2 separate regions of the Homo sapiens genome follow, and region 2 is linked to region 1. The links are chromatin loops, found by intact Hi-C in ENCODE. Cell type or tissue: heart right ventricle. All regions are shown on one strand. Each heading gives the region's core, and the rest is flanking DNA. Links, peaks and the distances in the headings are about the cores only. Region 1 holds the start of TRC-GCA11-1 (tRNA-Cys (anticodon GCA) 11-1). Region 2 holds the start of TRC-GCA13-1 (tRNA-Cys (anticodon GCA) 13-1).

Evidence for each region. Hi-C counts contacts between places; a loop is a spot of excess contacts. Peaks named below come from ENCODE experiments on the same cell type or tissue, not always from the same donor. Only the 100,000 strongest peaks of a DNase experiment are listed, where the experiment ranks them.
Region 2: it touches region 1 in a loop (4-fold over the local background); 3 of 110 quality-filtered maps call a loop at or near these places.

Annotation. Positions count from the first base shown.
Region 1 is chr7:149,409,004-149,419,200 of GRCh38, forward strand. TRC-GCA11-1 (tRNA-Cys (anticodon GCA) 11-1) reads right to left here and starts at 6,206; the gene lies at 6,135-6,206. RefSeq lists an enhancer at 6,329-6,548. In heart right ventricle, for the core only: no CTCF peak of the experiment used is centred there; a DNase peak (open chromatin) is centred at 6,248; H3K4me3 peaks cover 1,040 bases; H3K27me3 peaks cover 307 bases.
Region 2 is chr7:149,350,948-149,361,144 of GRCh38, forward strand. TRC-GCA13-1 (tRNA-Cys (anticodon GCA) 13-1) reads right to left here and starts at 4,799; the gene lies at 4,728-4,799. It also overlaps the pseudogene TRY-GTA11-1. In heart right ventricle, for the core only: no CTCF peak of the experiment used is centred there; no DNase peak of the experiment used is centred there.

The sequences.
Region 1 (10,197 bases), core at 1,263-9,262:
TTTGTATATCTTCTTTTGAGAATTGTCTATTCATGACCTTAGCCCAATTTCTGATGGGATTATTTATTTTTTTCTTGCTAATTTGTTTGAGTTCCTCATAGATTCTGGATATTAATAATCTTTGTATAGATTACAAAGATTTTCTCCCACTCTATGGGTTGTCTGTTTACTCTGCTAACTGTTTGTTTTGCCATGCAAAAGCTGTTTAGTTTAATTAAGTCCCGGCTATTTATCTTTGTTTTTATCGCATTTGCTTTTGGGAAAGTCAGAACATTTAAACTGAGGTTTTCTAAATGTGTGAATTAGTTAGCTTTTGTATGAGTAACGACTTCACGTGGCTCAGAGTTTAAAATGTACAAGTTGTCACCTGGCCAGCATGTAACCTCTTTGCTGGTTTCTTGTACACTTTCAAAAGAGAAACATTTCTCTTAGAGCCCCAGAGTTAATTTTATTTTAGTTTATTTCTTAGTTTATTTAGTTTAGTTCTTAGATCTGTATACACATATGTACACAAAACTACATACAAATGCCCTGTACTTAACAGTTTTATACGGCTATAAAAACAAAATAATTTTAGAAATCCTGCCATGGGTGGTGGCTCAGGCCTGTAATCCCAGCACTTTGGGAGGCTGAGGCGGGTGGATCACCTGAGGTCAGGAGTTTAAGACCAGCCTGGCTAATGTGGTGAAACCCGTCTCTACTAAAATTACAAAAATTAGCTGGGCATGCTCACATGTGCCTGTAGTCCCAGCTACTCGGGAGGCTGAGGCAGGAGAATCACTTGAACTCAGGAGGCGGAGGTTGCAGTGAGTCAAGATCACACCACTGCACTCCAGCCAGGGCAACAGAGCAAGACTCTTGTCTCTCAAAAAAACCAATTTTTTTTTAGAAATCATTACAAATGAAATCATAAATCAAATAACACTCAAATAATTAGTTTCATTCAGAGGAAACTAACTCGCTAGAACTAACAGGCTCTGTGTAATGTGTTTGTGAGGCTGTCCCTCACAAGCCTGTGAAGACCCGCTGGGCCCCAGCACGTCTGGGAAACCGCCTCTGTGAGCACAACTCTCACTTCCCTCTCTTGTGGACTTAGTTGAGCTTCTGTTCTTTTGCCACCACAGGTATTAAAGCACCACATGGTGACAAGTGAATCACAAACACACGCGTACAGGCACACCCAAGCACACAGTGCCTAGAAACAGCTTTTTGTTGTAAAGTGTCCACCCAAACAAGTCCTAGAATGCCCATATTAAAAATGCTAAGATTGTGATTAAAATTTGAATAGAAAAATTCTTCGGAGAGTTCAGGGACTGCTGGAAAACACGGATCTAGCTGCCTCCTCCATGCCACCCACCTGGAAAGAGACTCAGAGGCCTGCCTGTGTCTGATTGGGCTGTTGACAATGGTCAGGGCTATGACTCCAAGCTGGGCGCAGTTGCTCGGGCCTGTAATCCCGGCACTTTGGGAGGTGGTGGCAGGGGGACTGCTTGAACCCAGGAGTTTGAGACCAGCCCAGGCAACAAAGCAAGACCCTGTATCTACAAAACATACAAATCACCTGGGTATTTTTTTGTTTTTTTTTTTTGTGGCAATTGTGAATGGGATTGCTTTTCTGATTTGGTTCTCAGTTTGGTTATTGTTGGTATATAGGAATGCTAGCAATTTTTGTATATTGATTTTGTAGCCCGCAAGTTTGCTGAAGTTATCAGCTGACGAAGCTTTTGGGCCAAGAATATGGGGTTTTCTAGATATAGAATCATGTCGTCTGCAAACAGAGATAGTTTGACTTCCTCTCTTCCTATTTGGATGTCCTTTATTTCTTTCTCTTGCCTGATTGCTCTGGCTAGGACTTCCCATACTATGTTGAATATAAGTGGTGAGAGAGGACATCCTTGTCTTGTGCTGGTTTTCAAGGGGAATGTTTCCAGCTTTTACCCATTCAGAATGATATTGGCTGTGGGTTTGTCATTAATGGCTCTTATTATTTTGAGGTATATTCCTTCAGTACCTAGTTTATTGAGAGTTTTTAACATGAAGGGATATTGAATTTTCTCAAAAGCCATTTCTGCGTCTATTGAGATAATCATGTGTTTTTTGTCTTTAGTTCTGTTTATGTGATGAATCACATTCATTGATTTTTGTATGTTGAACCATCCTTGTATCCCAGGGATGAAGCCTCCTTAATCACAGTGGATTAGCTTTTTGATGTGCTGCTGGATTCTGTTTGCAAGTATTTTGTTGAGGATTTTTGCATTGATGTTCATCAAGAATATTGGCCTGAAGTTTTATTTTTTTGTTGTGTCTCTGCCAGGTTTTGGTATCAAGATGATGCTGGCCTCATAGAATGAGCTAGGGAGAAGCCCCTATGCCTCAATTTTCTGGAATAGTTTCTGTAGGAATGATACCAACTCTTATTTGTACATCTGGTAGAATTCAGCTGCAAATCCATCAGGTCCTGGGCTTTTTTGGGTTGGTAGGCTATTATTACTGATTCAATTTTGGAGCTCCTTATTGTTCTGTTCAGGGAATTAATTTCTTCCTGGCTCAGTCTTAGGAGAGTGTAAATGTCTGGGAATTTTTCTATCTCTTATAGCTAACCAGGGAGGTGAAACATCTCTACAATGAGAATTACAAAACACTGATCAAAAGAGATCAGAGAACACAGAAACAAATAGAAAAACATCTCATGCTCATGGATAGGAAGAATCAATATTATTAATATGGCTATACTGCCCAAAGCAATTTATAGATTCAATGCTATTCCTACTAAACTACCAATGACGTTCTTCAGAAAACTAGAAAAAATACTTTAAAATTTATATGGAACCAAAAAAGGGACTGAATTGCCAAGGCAACCCTAAGCAAAAAGAACAAAGCTAGAGGAATCACATTACCCAACTTCAAACTATACTATAAGGCTACAGTGACAAAAACAGCACGGTACTGTTACTAAAACAGGCACATAGATCAGTGGAACAGAACAGAGAGCCCAGAAATAAGGCTGCACATCTATGACCATGTGATCTTTGACAAAGTTGACAAAAACAAACAAGGGGGAAAGGACTCTCTATTAAATAAATGGTGCTGGGATAATTGGCTAGCAATATGCAGAAGATTGAAGCTGGATCCCTTCCTTACACCATATACAAAAATCAACTCAAAATGGATTAAGGACTTAAATGTAAAAAAAAAAAAAAAAAAAAAAAAAGACTTAAATGTAAAACTGAAAATTATAAAAACCCTGAAAGACAACCTAGGAAATACCATCTTGGACATGGGAATGGGCAAAGATTTCATGAGAAAGACACCAAAAGCCATCACAACAAAAGCAAAAATTGGCAAATGGGATCTAATTAAACTTAAGAGCTTCTGCACAGCAAACCATCAACAGGGTAAACAGACAACCTACAGAACGGGATAAAATATTTGCAAACTATGCATCCATCAAAGGTCTATAAGGAACTTAAACAAATTTACAAGAGAAAAACAAACAACCCCATTAAAAAGCGGGCAAAGGTCAGTCGGGCACGGTGGCTCAAGCCTGTAATCCCAGCACTTTGGGAGGCCGAGGCGGGCAGATCACGAGGTCAGGAGATCAAGACCATCCTGGCTAACACGTGAAACCCCGTCTCTACTAAAAATACAAAAAAAATTAGCCAGGTGTGGCGGCGTGCGCCTGTAGTCCCAGCTGCTGGGGAGGCTGAGGCAGCAGAATGGCGTGAACCCAGGAGGCGGAGCTTGCAGTGAGCCGAGATGGCGCCACTGCACTCCAGCCTGGGTGACAGAGCAAGACTCCGTCTCAAAAAAAAAAAAAAAAAAAAAAAAGTGGGCAAAGGGCATGAACAGACATGAACACATGGACAGGTCTCAAAAGAAGACATACATGCGGCCAACAAGTATGGGCAAAAAAGCTGAATATCATCACTGATCATTAGAAGAATGCAAATCAAAACCACAATGAGATACCATCTCACACCAGTCAGAATGGCTATTACTAAAAAGTCAAAAAATAACACATGCTGGTGAGGTTGCGGAGAAAAGGAACCCTTATATACTGTTGGTGGGAGTGTAAATTAGTTCAACCATTGTGGAAAGCAGTATGGCGATTCCTCAAAGAGCTAAAAGCAGAACTACCATTTGATCCCACTACCGAGAATATAGCTAGAGCAATGTATAGCATTCTACCATAAAGACACATGCACACAAATGTTTATTGCAGCACTGCTCACAATAGCAAACACATGGAAACAACCTAAATGCCCATCAATGATAGAGTGGATAAAGAAAATGTGGTACATATGCACCATGGAATATTATGCAGTCAAAAAAAGAATGAGATCATGTCTTTTGCAGGAACATGGATGGAGCTGGAGGCCATCATCCTTAGCAAGGTAATGCAGGAATGGAAAACCAAATCCGCATGTTCTCACTTATAGGTAGGAGCTAAATGATAAGAACTTATGAAGACAAAGAAGGAAACAACAGACACTGCGGTCTACCTGGGGGGGAGGGGGGAGGGGGGAGGAGGGGGAGGGGGGGAGGAGGGGGAGGAGCAGAAAAGATCGCTATTGAATACTGAGCTTAATACCTGGGTGATGTGATAATATGTACAACAAACCCCTGTGAAATGTGTTTATGTATGTAACAAACCTTCACATGTACCCCCAACCCTAAAATAAAAAAAAATTTTAAACCGTCCTTGAAAAAGAAAAAGAAATCGCCTGTAGTTTCAGGTACTCTGGAGACTCAGGTGGGAGGACTGTTTGAACCCAGGTGGTTGAGGCTGCAGCGAGCCATGATTGTGCTGTTGCACTCCTGCCTGGGCAACAGAGCAAGACCCTGTCTCAAAAGAAAAAAAAAAAAAAGACTATGACTCCAAGGTTTTGATTTCTGCTCCAGAATCTCAATCTCACACCTCAGGAGGAGCATGGACCACCCTACTTTGACTTTCTCCTCCTTCCAGTGCACCCTCCCCACCAGCCAATGGAGATAAACCTTTCTGAGGAAAACATTATCCTGGGGAATAATGAGTTGGTAAGCTGGTGATTAATGAAGTTGAGAAACTACAAAGCCATTATTAAAAAGGTGAACATCAGTCTGTTATTGAGGACAATCCCCTTTCAGGTCTGTAGTCCTGGCATCTAATTAATGGAACCAAAGCTTTTGGAAGTTCACTTTATAAAAGATGAAACAGTTGCCATTATTGTGAATACTGGTGTACTCCGTTTAAAAGTGCAATATTGAAGGTAGAACTCTTTGTGCAGCAACGATACAAGGGTGCGATTTGGGGAGCACAGCACTGTGATAAAAACAATGTTCTTGGCAAGGAAGTCTTTAGTAAATCCCAAGAAGATTCAGCAGGATGTCGTTGGAACCGGATGTGGTGTACACACAACTCACAAGTCCATCCAAACAGGCTGGGATAGTCTACCAATTCAGATAAAGTGTGAGGTGTTTTTTTAGGTGGTATATATGCAAATAAACTAAATTATTTTTTTGTAACAGCTGATTTAGTATAATAAAATATTTAGTTATGGTAGTATGTATGCACTTTCTGCAAGTGTTTTTGAAAATAGCTGTTGAGCACTTTCTGCGAGTGTTTTTGAAAATAGCTATTGAATAGAATCGCTATTCAATATTTGGTCTACCAAAATACTAAAACAAATCATACTCAGAATTATACTCCTCTCCAAATCATCCTTACTTGAACAATATATGTGGCTGGGAACCTGACTGTGGCTCCAGGGGCGCAGGTGTGTGAGATGCGAGGTACTGCTGAAGCCCGGAAACCCGCGGGGCTTTTCTACACCTTTCCAGGAGCAGCCGCTGGAGATCCTGCCTCTCCAAGAGAACCTGGCTAACCCCCACACTTAGGTCAGAAGAAATGTGTGATGGGAAACCAGCCCTCTCTGGGAGTGTGAAGGTAAAGACGGTCCTATATTTCAGTTCCAGTGGGGCTGCAGGGTCTTTTGCTATCGGTGTGCTATGTATGCAGGTCTTGCTAGAGACTGAGAACCTCTAAAAGTCATTGCGCAGAGGGAACGCGGATTTACCCGGCATGGTCTTTGGAAATCAGTGTGCTGTGGAAGCAGGTCTTGCTAGAGCCAAGAAACCTCTAAAAGCCACTATTCAGGGGGCACCCGGATTTGAACCGGGGACCTCTTGATCTGCAGTCAAATGCTCTACCGCTAAGCTATACCCCCGTCACACGGGAGGAAAGCGTCACTCACGTCTTCGTAGTCAGCCGCACGCAAGCCGCGTACAGCACTGCAGGGTCCGCGCTTTGGGCGGCGCTTTTCTCCGGCGGCCAGTTCGGACCTTTGCGCTTTTACCGTCACACTCCAACGCACTTTCTTCCCCGAGTTTGGGAAGAAACCCCGGGGTGACAGCCCCGGCTCACGGCGTTTACTCCTTCGGCCGCCGTCACCTCGAACCTTTTCTTTATCCGTCCCTTTTGGGCTCTTTCCCTTTTTGCTCTCATCTTTATTCTCCACCTCTGTCCTCTTCCCAAGATCCTCTGACGTCACTCATGGCCCTTCCCCACACCAATTCTTCTCCCCGCAAACCACGAAGACCTTCTTAGGCCTTTATCTGATGCAAGCATTGTCTTTTTCAACTAACTGCTTATCTGCGATGAAAATGGAGGGCCCGGAGCAGTGAAGAAAAGGTAGGCCATTTATTTCCTAAAGCAAAATAGGAGATGGAGGCCAAGAAAACCAAAAAGTGACAGCAGCGGGAGAGAGCCTGCCCCACTACACATCAGCATCTGCCAGGACACAAGAATGGACTCGGTGCGGGGACAGAACACCTGGAACGCAGACCTGGGAGCACACCATAGTCCACGCACGAACTGAATGAAAGAGCGTCACTCACTTTTACAGAGCAGTTGTGTTCACAGCGACTCCGTAAGGCTGGCGCTATGACTGGTGTCCCAATTTTACAAATGAGAAAGCTGAGACACCAGGCGCTATGACTGGTGTCCCAATTTTACAAATGAGAAAAATGAGAAACGTTGAAAAAGCTGTCCAACGTCAAATGGTTGGTAAGTGGAAATGCAGACTTAAGTGGTCTGGCAACAGAGTCCATACACTCAACCACCGTGTTTTACACATCACAAATTCATAGGGGAAAGGAAGCGTCATTTACATATATTCTACTGGGAGACTTAGTTGGCCATTTGGGAAAATTAAAGTGGCAACTAAACTTCATATTATATACCAAAATAAAGTCCAAGTGGATTAAATTATTACATATAAAATATCAAATAAAAGCATAAGACAGTATAAATTGCATCTAACTGATTTCTGAAGGACTTTCTAATACACAATGGAACAAATCCCAACAGAAAATACCAATAGATTCGGCTATATAAACATTAAAGGTTCAGGTATGTAAACAAAATCAAAAGGTTAATACCAAGTTGGGAAAATATTTCTGTCATGTAGGACAGTCAAAATATTACAAATTAATATCCTTAATAAGTAAAGAGCCCACATGTAATAGCAAAGGCCATCAAAAGACAATTCACAAAAGGAAATAGTATAATAGTAGTTGATAGAAAAGTATAAGTGTTAGTAAGTCAAAATAAATCTTAGTAAAACCAAAGACATGCAAATGAAAACAACACCATTTAACATTTTTCCTGTATTGAAATGGACAAAAATTAAAGTAGCAATCCTCATACTGGCAAGGGTATGGTAAGTCCATACTATTTTAGGCCTGTAAACTGGTACAATTTTTTATTTTTATTTTTATTTTTTGAGATGGAGTCTTGCTCTATCGCCCAGGCTAGAGCGCAGTGTCGCAGTCTTGGCTTATTGCAACCTCCACCACCTGGGTTGCAGTGAGCTGAGATCCTCAGCCTCAGCCTCCCAAAGTAGCTGGGATTACAGGTGCCCGCCACCATGCCCGGCGAATTTTTGTATTTTAGTGGAGAAAGGGTTTCACCATGTTGGCCAGGCTGGTCTCCAACTCTTGACCTCAAGCAATCCACCTGTTTTGGCCTCCCAAAGTTCTGGGATTACAGGCCTGAGCCACCATGCCTGGGCTTGGTATAATCTCTCTCGAGAGGAAAGGCAGTATAAAATAAGAGATAAGTTCAAACAATTCCCTTTGACCTAGTAGTAATTCTGTTTCTATGAACCCAGCCCAGAAAAAGCGTGAAACATGAACAAATGTTGGCTCAAAGATATTTAAGTGCTCTTAAGTGTTATTTAAAATATTTAAGCAAATAGATGGCAGGGCGCAGTGGCTCATGCCTGTAATCCCAGCACTTTGGGAGGCCGAGGCGGCTAGATCACCTGAGGTCGGGAGTTTGACACCAGCCTGACCAATATGGTGAAACCCCCGTCTCTACTAAAAATACAAACATTAGCCGGCCTGTGGTGGTGCGTGCCTGTGATCCCAGCTACTCAGGAGGCTGAGGTGGGAGAATAGCTTGAACCCGGGAGGCAGAGGTTGCAGTGAGCCAAGATTGCACCACTGCACTCTAGCCTGGGCCACAGAGGAAGACCCTGTCTCAAAAAATAATAATAATAATAATAATAATAATAATTAAACAAATAGAAGCAGAAATGCCTAATATTAGAGAGGTGGTTAAGAAACTGGCATATCTACATGATAGAAAACTAGCTATTTAAAATGTTTGATATAATTCACAAGAAAATGTGAATTACATCTTAAGTCAGTGGTTCTCGATTCTGACTACCTTAGAATCACCTAGGGAGGTTTTAAAAGTACTAATGCAGGTACGAGGGGGCAGATCAGTTGAATCAGAATATCTAGAGTGATACCCAGACACTGATAGTTTGTGCTGTCAGGGGATTCCAGTGTGCAGCCACGGTTGGGAATCACGATGTTAAATGAGAGTGGGTATTATCTCAAAGGTAAAAATAAGTAGAATCAACCAAACAAAAAGGTAAAAAGAAATATTTTGAGATCCTAATATCTCCTAGCTCCATGGTGAGATTGTTAGTGACTATTTCTTCTTTATACTTTTTGGTATTTTCAGTAATTGTTTTATTTTCCTAAACCACTAAGAAATTATTTTTTAAGTTTAAGGGCCCCCAGAAGCACCTCAATTCAAATTGGAAGCTCTTAATCTATAGTTAAATGCCCTATTTAGGGCCATAGCCCCTTCTTGTGCCCTCCCTCCCATCCAGCCACTCCCAGGACTCAGTCAAACAAGCATCAGTGCGTGGAACTGGCACAGGTCCTCTCCGTGGCCTTCTAGGAAGCCACCTACCTGTCAGCTTCCTGGATCACCCACCTAAGGGCATCTCAGTTCGGTGAGGATGCCCTTCACGTGCACTGTTTGCTCCAGGGCACACATGTGAAGACTAAAGCATGAATATAGGGGTTATGGGTGATTTCAGAATGTTTTTCTTTATATTCCTCTATATTCTTCACATTTTCTGCAATAAAATGTATCACTTTGAAAATCAGAAAAACCCATAAATATTACAAATTTAAGCATATCTCTTCTAGTAATTACAAGCAATATCATTTCCTTTTGACATAATTAGTACGTAATTGCCTAGATAAGACAAAAAAGACTCCAAGGAATGCTAATTTGGGAAATAAGTGCATTATAATTTACACATAACGTACTCATTCAAGTGCCTTTTTTTTTTTTTTTTTTTTTAAAGAACCAAGGTCTTGCCCCGTTGCTCAGGAATGCAGTGGCGTGATCATGGCTCACTGTAACCTCAAACTCCTAGGCTCAAGCGACCCTCCCATCTCAGCCTCTCAAGTAGCTGGGACTACAGGCCTGCTGCACCACCACATCATCTGGATTTGTTGTTGTTGTTGTTGGAGACAGGGTCTCGCTCTGTTGACCAGGCTGGTCTTGAACTCCTGGGCTCAAGCAGTCCTCCTGCCTCAGTCTCCCAAAGTGCCAGGATTACAGGTGTGAGCCACCATGCCTGGCCTCATTTATGCTTCTATAGGAATAATTAATTCCATTTTGCACATGAGGACACAGCCTCAGAAAATTTCCAAGGAACTCAATTTCAAGACCTCTCTGTCCAAGTCCAGGGCTGTTTCCACAATACTATATTTTTTCCATCTTTTCTAGTAAAGGTTGGATAACTGGAAGAACAGAGAGCTGAACACTGGGATCTGAAAGAGTTACCACCTCATTCCCAGTCCTGCCCTCTCCATGTGAGGACGGGTGAATCTGAGATAGAAATAATG
Region 2 (10,197 bases), core at 667-8,666, 59 kb before region 1:
TCAAACTCCTGACCTCAAGTGATCTGCCCACCTTGGCCTCCAAAAGTGCAGGGATTACAGGCATGAGCCACCATGCCTGGCCATTGAACTATAAAAGTTTTAGAAGAAAATATAAGGCAAAATCTTCACAGCATTAGATTTGACAATCCTTTCTTAGATATAACATTAAAGACAAGTGCAGCAAAAGACAAAGTAGACAAATTGGGCTTCATTAAAGTTAAAAAGCTTTGTGCATCAAAAGATAATATCAACAGAGTGAAAAGGCAACCCAGAGAATAGGAGAAAATACTTGCAAATCATATACAGTTAACCTTCCACATTTGTGGGTTCCACATCTATGGATTCAACCAAATACAGGTCGAGAATATTTGGACAAAAAATTCATAAAGTTTCAAAAAGCAAAACTTGAATTTGTCACTTGCTGAGTACTACATTGAACCCATGAAAATGAAGTGATGTGTAGACATTGCATTAGCTTTTATAAGTAATCTAGAGATGATTTGAAATATGCAGGAGGGTGGCTGGGCGAGATGGCTCACGCCTGTAATCCCAGGACTTTGGGAGGCTGAGGTGGGTGGATCACTTGAGGTCAGGAGTTCGAGACCAGCCTGGCCAACATGGTGAAACCCCATTTCTACTAAAAATACAAAAATTAGCCAGGCATGGGGGCACGTGCCTGTAATCCCAGTTACTTGGGAGGCTGAGGCAGGAGAATAGCTCAAACCTGGGAGGCGAAGGTTGCAGTGAGCCAAGATAGCGCCACTGTACTCCAGCCTGGGTGACAGAGCAAGACTCCATCTCAAAAAAAAAAAAAATGCAGAAGGATGTGCATAGGTTATATGCAAATGCTATGTCATTTTATCTAAGGGACATGAGCAGCCACAGATTTTGGGATCTATGGGTGTTCCTGGAACAAATACCCTACAGACACAAAGGGACAACTGTATCTGATACTGGATTAATATCCAGAGTATACAGAGAACTGTTAAAACTCAACAACTCCAAAAACAAACGACTTGAAAAAATGGGCAAAAGACTTGAATAGACATTTCTCCAAAGATGGTATACAAGTGGCTAAAAATCACATGAAAAGATGCTCAACATCACCATTCATTAGGGAAATGCAAGTCAAAACTACAATGAGATACCACCTTATACCCAGTAGGACTGCTACTATCACAAAAACAGAAAATAACAAGTATTGACAAGGATGTGGAGAACTTGAAACCCTTGTACACTATTGGTGGAATGTAAACGGGTACAGCTGCTGTGGAAAACAGTATGGTGTTTCCTCAAAAAATTAAAGATAGAATTATCATATGATCCAGCCATTCCACTTCTGGATATATACCCAAAAAAATTGAAAGCAAGGTCTTGAAGAGATATTTACCCCTGTGTTCATAGCAGCATCGTTCACTACAGTTGAAACATGGAAGTAGCCCAAGTGTTCATTGGAGGATGAATGGATAAGCAAAATGTGGTCTGTCCATACAATGGAATACTATTCAGCCTTACAAGAAAGGGAAATTCTGACACATGCCACAATGTGGATGAACCTTGAGGACATTATGGTGAGTGGAATAAACCAATCACAAAAAGACAAATACTGTGTTATTCTACATATATGAGATACTTAGAGTAGTCAAAATCATAGAGATGGAAAGTAAAATGGTGGTTGCCAGCGGCTGGGGGCAGTGGAGAATGGGGAGTTACTATTTAATGGGTATAATATTTCAGTTTTACAAGATGAAAGGAGTTCTGGAGATGTATGGTGATGATGGTTGCACAACATTATGAATTTTTTTTTTTTTTGAGATGGAGTTTCGCTCTTGTTGCCCAAGCTGGAGTGCAATGGTGTGATCTCAGCTTACTGCAACCTCCGCCTCCTGGGTTCAAGCGATTTTCCTACCTCAGCCTCCTGAGTAGCTGGGATTACAAGCGTGCACCACCACGCCTGGCTAATTTTTTGTATTTTTAGTAGAAACGGGGTTTCACTATGTTGGCCAGGCTGGTCTCAAACTCCTGACCTCAGGTGATTGCCTGCATTGGCCTCCCAAAGTGCTGGGATTACAAGTGCGAGCCACTGCGCCCAGCCATGAATGTTTTTAATACCACTGAATCATACACTTAAAAGTGGTTAAGAGGGTAAATGATATAGGTTTTTTTAACCACAATAATAAAAATTGAGAACAAACCTCTCAATTATATTTCTATATTTCAGCCACAGTAAGAAATTTAAATTGTATAAAAGATAACATTTATTATAGCATAAAAATTTCAAACATCTAGGAATAACTCTAACAAAATATGGGAAATGCTCTACTTAGAAAAAGCATAAAACCTTGAGAGGAGGCAGGGCATTGTAGCTCACACCTGTAATCCCAGCACTTTTGGAGGCTGAAGCAGGAGGATTGCTTGAGGTCAAGAGTGAGAGATGGCCGGGTGCGGTGGCTCACACCTGTAATCCCAGCACTTTGGGAGGCCGAGGCGGGCGGATCACAAGGTCAGGAGATCGAAACCATCCTGGCCAACATGGTGTAATCCGGTCTTTACTAAAAATACAAAAACTTAGGCGGGCGTGGTGACGGGCACCTGTAGTCCTAGCTACACAGGAGGCTGAGGCAGAAGAACGGCATGAACCTGGGAGGTGGAGCTTGCAGTGAGCCGAGATCATGCCATGCACTCCAGCCTGGGTGACAGAGCAAGACTCTGTCTCAAAAAAAAGAGTGAGAGACCAGCCTGGACAACATAGCAAGACCGCATCTCTACAAAAAACAACAATAATAAATTAGCTGGGTGTGGTGGTGCATGCCTGTAGTTCCAACTACTTGGGAGGCTGAGGTGGCAGAATTTCTTGAGCCCAGGAATTAGAGGCTGCAGTGAGGTATGATCACAGCACTGTATTCCAGCCTAGATGACAGGGTGAGACTCTCAGTTACATGCAACATTATGTGTGAATTTTCCAAATGTAATATTCTGAATTTCAGGGTGGTTGTGAATTTTCGAGGAGTACCATTTGTTATGGGTTGAACTGTGTCCTCGCAATGGATGTGTTGAAGTCCTAACTTCTCCTCACATTGCATACTTGTGAATGTGATCTTATTTGGAAATAGGGTCTTTGCAAATGTAATCAAATTAAGATGAGGTCATTAGGGTGGGCCTTAATCCAATATTGCTGGTGTTCTTATAAGAAGAGAAGAAGAGGCAGAGACAGACACACACAGAGGAGCACACCATGTGAAGACACAGACACAAGAACGTCACGTGGGAACAGAGGCAGAGCCTGGAGTGATGCTTCTACAGCCAAAGAACAGCAAGGATTGCCAGCAACACTGGGAGCTGAGAAAAAGACCTGGAACACATTCTCCCCTGGAGTCTTCAGAGAGACTGTGGCCTTGCCGACAACTTGATTTCAGATTCCTGGCCTCCAGAACTGTGAGAAAATACAGTTCTGTTGTTTAAAACAACTCAGTGTGTGTGATTTTATCACAGCAGCCCTGGGAAATGAATACAGCATTCGCCCAGTACAGTTTATCAGGATTGAGTCCAACTGACTGCTTTCCACTTGTCCCATTTTTCTTTTATTTTTTATTTGCAGCCTTCTTTTGGATTAACTACAATTTTTTTCCACTTCATTTATTTGCTCTTCAAGCATGTGCTCTCCCTCCCCTTACCTCCCTTTGCTTGGCAAAGCCACAACTTTACAAAATGATACACTAGGAATTTCTGCAAGCAAATTTAAAAAGTCTACAGTTAATCATCTTTGTCCTCCTCCCAAATTACATAAAGATATTATAATACTTAAACTTGGATCAGCTCTTTCCTTATATGTTATTGTGACCAGTATTTTAGTTTTATATTTTAAAAAACCTGTAAGTTAGACATTAATGTGATGTTATATGGTCAATGAAATTTAGATTTACTTACATATCTACCGATTTCCCTGTTTAACACTCTTTTCGTATCTCAGTCCTCCTATCTGGGATCATTTTACTTTTCTCTAAAGTACATATTTTGGAATTTTTCTTTTTCTTTTTTTTTTCTGAGATGGAGTCTCGCCCTGTCGCCCAGGCTGGAGTGCAGTGGCACGATCTCGGCTCACTGCAGGCTCCGCCTCCCCGGTTCAAGCAATTCTCCTACTTCAGCCTCCTGAGTAGCTGGGATTACAGACACCCGCCACCACGCCTGGCTAAATTTTGTATTTTTAGTAGAGACGGGGTTTCACCTTCTTGGCCAGGCTGGTCTTGAACTCCACCTGCCTTGGCCTCCCAAAGTGCGGGGATTACAGGCCTGAGCCACTGCGCCCGGCCTGGAATTTTCTTTAGTAAGGATCTGTTGGTGGTAATTTTTCTCAGCAATTGTTTATTCTTGAAGAATCGTTTTTCAGGGAACAGAATTCTGACCTGGCTGTTATTTCCTCTCATTGAATGTGTTACCACACTATCTTCTGGCCAGCAGTGGGTGATTTCATATTTCTCACCAGCTACCCTCTAAAGGACCTAGTTCTCACCCATGGCCAGAAGATCAAGGTATATATTGCAAAGCCCAAGGACCAGGCGAGGGGGTATTGGGAAGATCAGAGGAGTGGGAGCTGAGAGAAACGCCAACTGCTCAGTGGGGGAGGGTGTCCTCTGATTCTTCAGCCTTTGCACAGAGACTCAGAAACTGGGCTCAGCAATGGGAAAATAAACTAGGACTCCTTTACCACCTTTCATGTTTAAAATGCTAGGGGGCACCCAGATTTGAACTGGGGACCTCTTGATCTGCAGTCAAATGCTCTACCCCTGAGCTATACCCCCAGTTACATTAGTAAGGTCCAATTAACAACCTTTCCCTGTGCAGCCACACCCAGACCTGCTGTCCTAGATTCCGCTTCAGGATGGGTTTCTGAGTTACAAGGCCTGACTTGCTGCCAACTCAACACCCTGTCTTAGAGGAAGCAACCAGTTCCTTCTCCCACAGCTCTGCCACCTCTCCACTCTCAGTTCCTGAGTAAGTGCAGGGATCTGGGGAGCAGTCCCCCGACAGCTGGAAGGCTCTCTAGTGACACCTATGTTGTGGGTTTTGTGCCGGGGCCTGCAAACAGAGACTCAAAATGCCCAATGGTTTGGCCAAGCCTGCAACACTTCAAAGATAGAACCCACATTTTCTGGATACTGGATTTGCCAGCTTTTCAGCTAAGATCACTTTTTAATGACCGCCCCCCACCCCCCACCGCCACCCACCGTGTGAAACCAGGACGACCTCCCTGAATTCTCCTTCAAATTCCACATTTGTTTAAGGCAGTTGAACTTTAAAACAGTATTTTAGCTTTTTTGCCTCATATATCGTGGTGCTTTGTTAGGGCAGCCCTAGAAAACTAAAACATTCCTCCACAATTATGTTGAATTCTCTCTGCTAAAGTAACTGGTGCAGTTTTTGTCTCAGAACTGGACCCTGAATGATACAGAAATAGCTACCAGTGGGGCACTAGGAAACATACCTTCAAGGAGGGTATTGGGATGGACTTGGTCTTGTCCTTGGTCTCTAAGGCAGTGCTGAGCACCTGGTTGGATCCTGAATTGTAGGGGATGGCCATAGGAAGAAGGTCATAAAGGCACTGTTTCATAAGCTCATCAGCTTCCTTCTGTGAGTGGACTGCACTATGGTCTCTACTCAAGTAAAACTCGATTTTGTCAGTTCGGCTCAAGGAGGAAAATGAATTCTTTAAAGGGGGCACCCAGAGTTGATCCAGGGACCTCTTGATCTACAGTTAAATGCTCTACCACTGAGCTATAATTGAGAATAGTATATAATTTATACTTTCTTATAGTTCCATACATACATACAGGTGCTCATGCTGACTCAACAGAGTTGCTGGTCCTGTTCAACTGTAAGTGGATCTCCTTATGCCATAACTATCTTCCTTTTCCAAAAAGAAACGAACATTTCTTGACATCAGCTTGGATGTCCACTGGAGGTTCTGTATGAGACAACAAAGTCTGTACCTGGCTTCGTATACAGGCAGAAGATGAAGCCCAGAGGGAAGGTGCTGCTTACAGAGCCAAGGATTCAAACTTTCTTTGCCAGCTTTTCAGTTGAGATCACTTTCTAATAACCCCCAGTGTGAGACCAAGATGACCTCCCTGAATTCTCCTTCAAATTCCACATTTGTTTAAGGCAGTTGAACATTAAAACAGTATTTTAGCTTTTTTGCCTCATATGTCGTGCCCCTTACAAAGCAGGTTCACTGTGCACTGGTTACCACTTCGGCCCACTGCATCTCAGGCTGCACCCTTACAGAATCCCTGGGGTGTTGCTTTGCCAGCCAGAAACCTCTATGACCAGTGGTGCCTTTGCCTGAGTTTTGCTCTGGCCTTCTGGGCTTGTTCTACCCACTCAGCCTGTCAGACAGTGCCCAGCTCACACTACTGGCCTGAATCCCACACTTGCCAAGGCAAGCCAGGCATGAAGTGGCAAGGGGTCCGTGAGTGAGCGTGGGGTCTGGCCACTGTCCATAGCCAGACACACTGGCTGTGGTGGGGCGGGCAGTTCCAGGCACTGGCATGGATGCCAGCTCCCTGCAAGGCTGGAGCTGGACCAAGCATACCATAAGCAGCTTCCACAGCTCACACCAGAAAATGCGGTGGTGCCTGGAAGCTCGGAGATGCCAGGAACCACAGAGCCCTAAAGGGGGTGTCACAGCCCTGGCTCAGGGAGCTCCTAGGTCTGTGGCTACAGCTCCTCTCTCCTTCTCTCTTCTCTTTTTCTTGTCACCCACAACGTGGTGAGCAAGGGACATGTTTCAGCCCTGTTTGTGTTACAGCTCTTTTAGCAACCCCATTTGGTGGGTACTGAGTTCTTGTCCTGTGTCCAGGAAGAATGAGGTACACAGACAAGTGGAGGGTGAGCAAGACGAAGAGGAGCTTTATTGAACAATAGAACAGCTCAGAGGAAACCCACAGTCGGTAGCTCCTCTACATAGCCATGGTGTCCCGATGAGTGTTCAGCTTTCAGCAGAGAGGGTAGCTCCTCTCTGCAGGCAGGTTGTCCCATCATCTCTTGAGCTCTCAGCAGAGAGGGTAGCTCCCTTCTGCAGCTGGTTGTCCCGTCATCTCTTCTGGTGTGGCTGAGTCCAGGGTTTTTTATGGGCCTTAGAGGGGAGAAAGTGCATGCCGATGGGTCCATGGGTGGCCATGGGCAGGCCCAGAAAAAGCACTGTAAGTACCCACTCTGGTCCATGGGACTGGCAGCTTGGTTCCCAGGCTTCAGGCCTTCCCCAGCTTGAAGGTGGGGCTTCACTGGGGACCTGCCCCTTTCTGCCCAGGAGCCTGTCTGCCTCTTGCCACTGTTCGTAGTGCCCAGGCTCTTTATGCTGAAGGGTACCTGCAGGCCAGCACCGAGCTGCCCTCAGCCCCTCTTCAGCCTCCCTCCTGTGCTTGTTGGTGCCCAAAGTCCAGAGGGGGCCAAGTGGGCAGGGGGCTGGTGTGTCACCGCTGTCCCGAGTGTGCACATACTCAGCCAGGTTATGACAGTGCTTGGGCTCGGCCTCAGCTTTGCTGTGTGATTGGAGTAGGTGTTGACAGCAGAGAGAAGCCAGACAGTGGGATCAGGCACTTCCAAGCCTACTGGAGACAGGGGGGACCCTTCCTGGGTCCCTGAGAGTGCAGAGATGCCTAGGTCTGCAGCTGCAGCTTGGGCAGCTGCAGCTGTGCCCAGGAGGGTGGGGCCGTTGCCTGCTTCTGGCCCCCGAGAGCTTAGGGATGCCCAGGTCTGCAGCCACAGCTTGGGTGGCTGCATTTGCCCTTGGGGAGCTCCTGCCAGCTCTGTGGAGTGCAGCACCATCCCAGGCCCCACTCCACCTCAGGGTCTGTCTCTGCCCACCCCTCTGTTCATGGCTGCACTACTCTCCCACCGATAGGTGACTCAGCCTGGCACCATTGTGCCAGCTCCCAGGGCAGCAGGCTCCGGGGGGCTCCCAGGGGTGGGCTTTGGGGACTGCTCACCTCCTCTCTGCACTTTCCCTGCAGTGATGGTGGATGAGGTGCCCTGGCCAACCCCACATGAATAAACTCCATGCTTTTGGGGCTGGTCCCATGAGTCCTGGCTGCACCTTTGGCTGGGTGTTTGCAGGCTCCCAAGATGCATTGGGGAGTGAGGTTGAGGCTACAGTGGAGGCTCTGGGCCTGGGAGCAGGTCTTGCCTGGCCATGTGAGGACGGGGGTGGTGCAGTCGGCTGCCTCAGGAACACAGGACACAGGGGCCGCACTGCCACCACTGCTGCTCCCACAGCCTCCTGCCACCACAGCCCACACCTCCCCACTGCAGCCAGCATGATGCAAGTGGCCACTCTTCATGGCCTGCTGCTGCCATCACTCTACTTGCCTGACTTCAATGAGACAGAGCACTCCCAAACACGTGAGCACCATGAAATGGGTTTATTACTTACACATAGGCAGCAAGGAACAGCAGAAGCCTAGGATTTGTGACAAACCAGCCCCCCAAAGCTCAGAAAATCGGCCCAGAATAAATGAAGTCTCGTCTGTGCATGCCTCACTTGCCCCACAGCTCAGGGACCCTGGTAAGCAGCCCACCCTGGGTTTTATACGCCAGAGTCTCATGACTTGCTAGGATAAAGCCTTGATGGACATCCTGTTTCTAGGAGGGACTGGAACAGCACCTGGGATGTTTTGGCCCCTTCTTCCATATTTCAGGATGTTGCATTCCCAGCATGTTCTACAGTTATTCCTCAGAACTACAAGCAAGAAAGTGTGGAGAACTTGGTTCATCCAAGGCCACCTAGAGAGCTGTCCTGCATTCCTCATTGCTCAGTTCTCCTTTTTGTGTTCCCTTTAACCCCTCCTCCCATCCAGGATGACATCAATCTTCTAATTTTTTTGATTCTTTAGGCTTTGTCATCTCCAGATCATTGTCTTTTTTGTACCTTCCCAGTGTGGTCCGAGGCCTGGCTGATCCTAGGAGAGATGTGTCAGTGCTAATGGGAGGGGGACTCTGATTACAGGAATACCTTGTTTTATTGAATTTCACTTTATTTTGCTTTGCAGATACTGGTGGGGTTTTTTGTTTGTTTGTTTGTTTGTTTATGCATTGAAGTTTTGTGGCAACCCTGCATCCAACAAGTCTATTGGCACCATTTTTCCAACAAGTGCCCACTTCATGATTCCATGTGAGCTTTGGTAAGGCTCACATTATTTCAAACTTTTTCAGATAAGCAACAAGGGAAAGCAGAAGCCTAGGATTTGTGACAAACCAGCCCCACCCACCCACCCACTGCCCCAGAGCTCGGAAAAGCTGCCCAGGTGCAAGGAGTAATTCTCACATTGTTTCAGACTTTTGAAAATTATTATATCTGTTATGGTGATCTGTGATCAGTGATCTTTGATGTTACTATTGTATTGTTTTGGGGTGCCATGAACCAAACCCATATAAGAAAGTGGACTTAATCGATAAATGTTGTGTATGTTCTGACTGCTCCACCAACCAGCCATTCTCCTGTCTCTCCCTCCTCGGGCCTCCCTAACAACTAAAACACAGCAAGATTGAAATTAGGCCAATTAACCCTTCACTGGCCTCTAATTAGGGTTCACATAAAAGGAGGAGTTGCACATCTCTCACTTTAAATCAAAAGCTAAGCATGATTGAATTTAGTATGGAAAGCATGTCAAAAGCTGAGACAGGCTGAAAGCTAGGCCTCTTGCACCAGTTAGCCAAGTTGTGAATGCAAAGGAAAAGTTCTTGAAGGATATTAAAAGTGATACTTGAGTGAACACACAAACGTTAAGAAAGCAAAACAGCCATATTGCTGATATGGAGAAAGTTTGAGTGGTCTGGATAGAAGATCAAACCAGCCATAAGATTCTCTTAAGCCAAAGTTTAATCCAGAGCAAGGCCCGAACTCCCTTCAATTCTATAAAAGCTGAGAGTGGTGAGGAAGCTTCAGAAGAAAAGCTTGAGGCTACGTAAATTGGTTCATGAGGTTTAAGGAACATAAGAAGACAAAGTGAAGCAGCAAGTGCTGGTGGAGAAGCTGCAGCAAGTTATCCAGAAGATCTAGCTGAGATTACTGATGAAGGTGGCTGCATAAACAACAGATTTTCAATGTAGATGAAACACTCTTCTATTAGAAGAAGATGCTATCTAGGACTTTCATAGCTAGAGAGGAGAAGTCAATGCCTGGCTTAAAAGCTTCAAAGGACA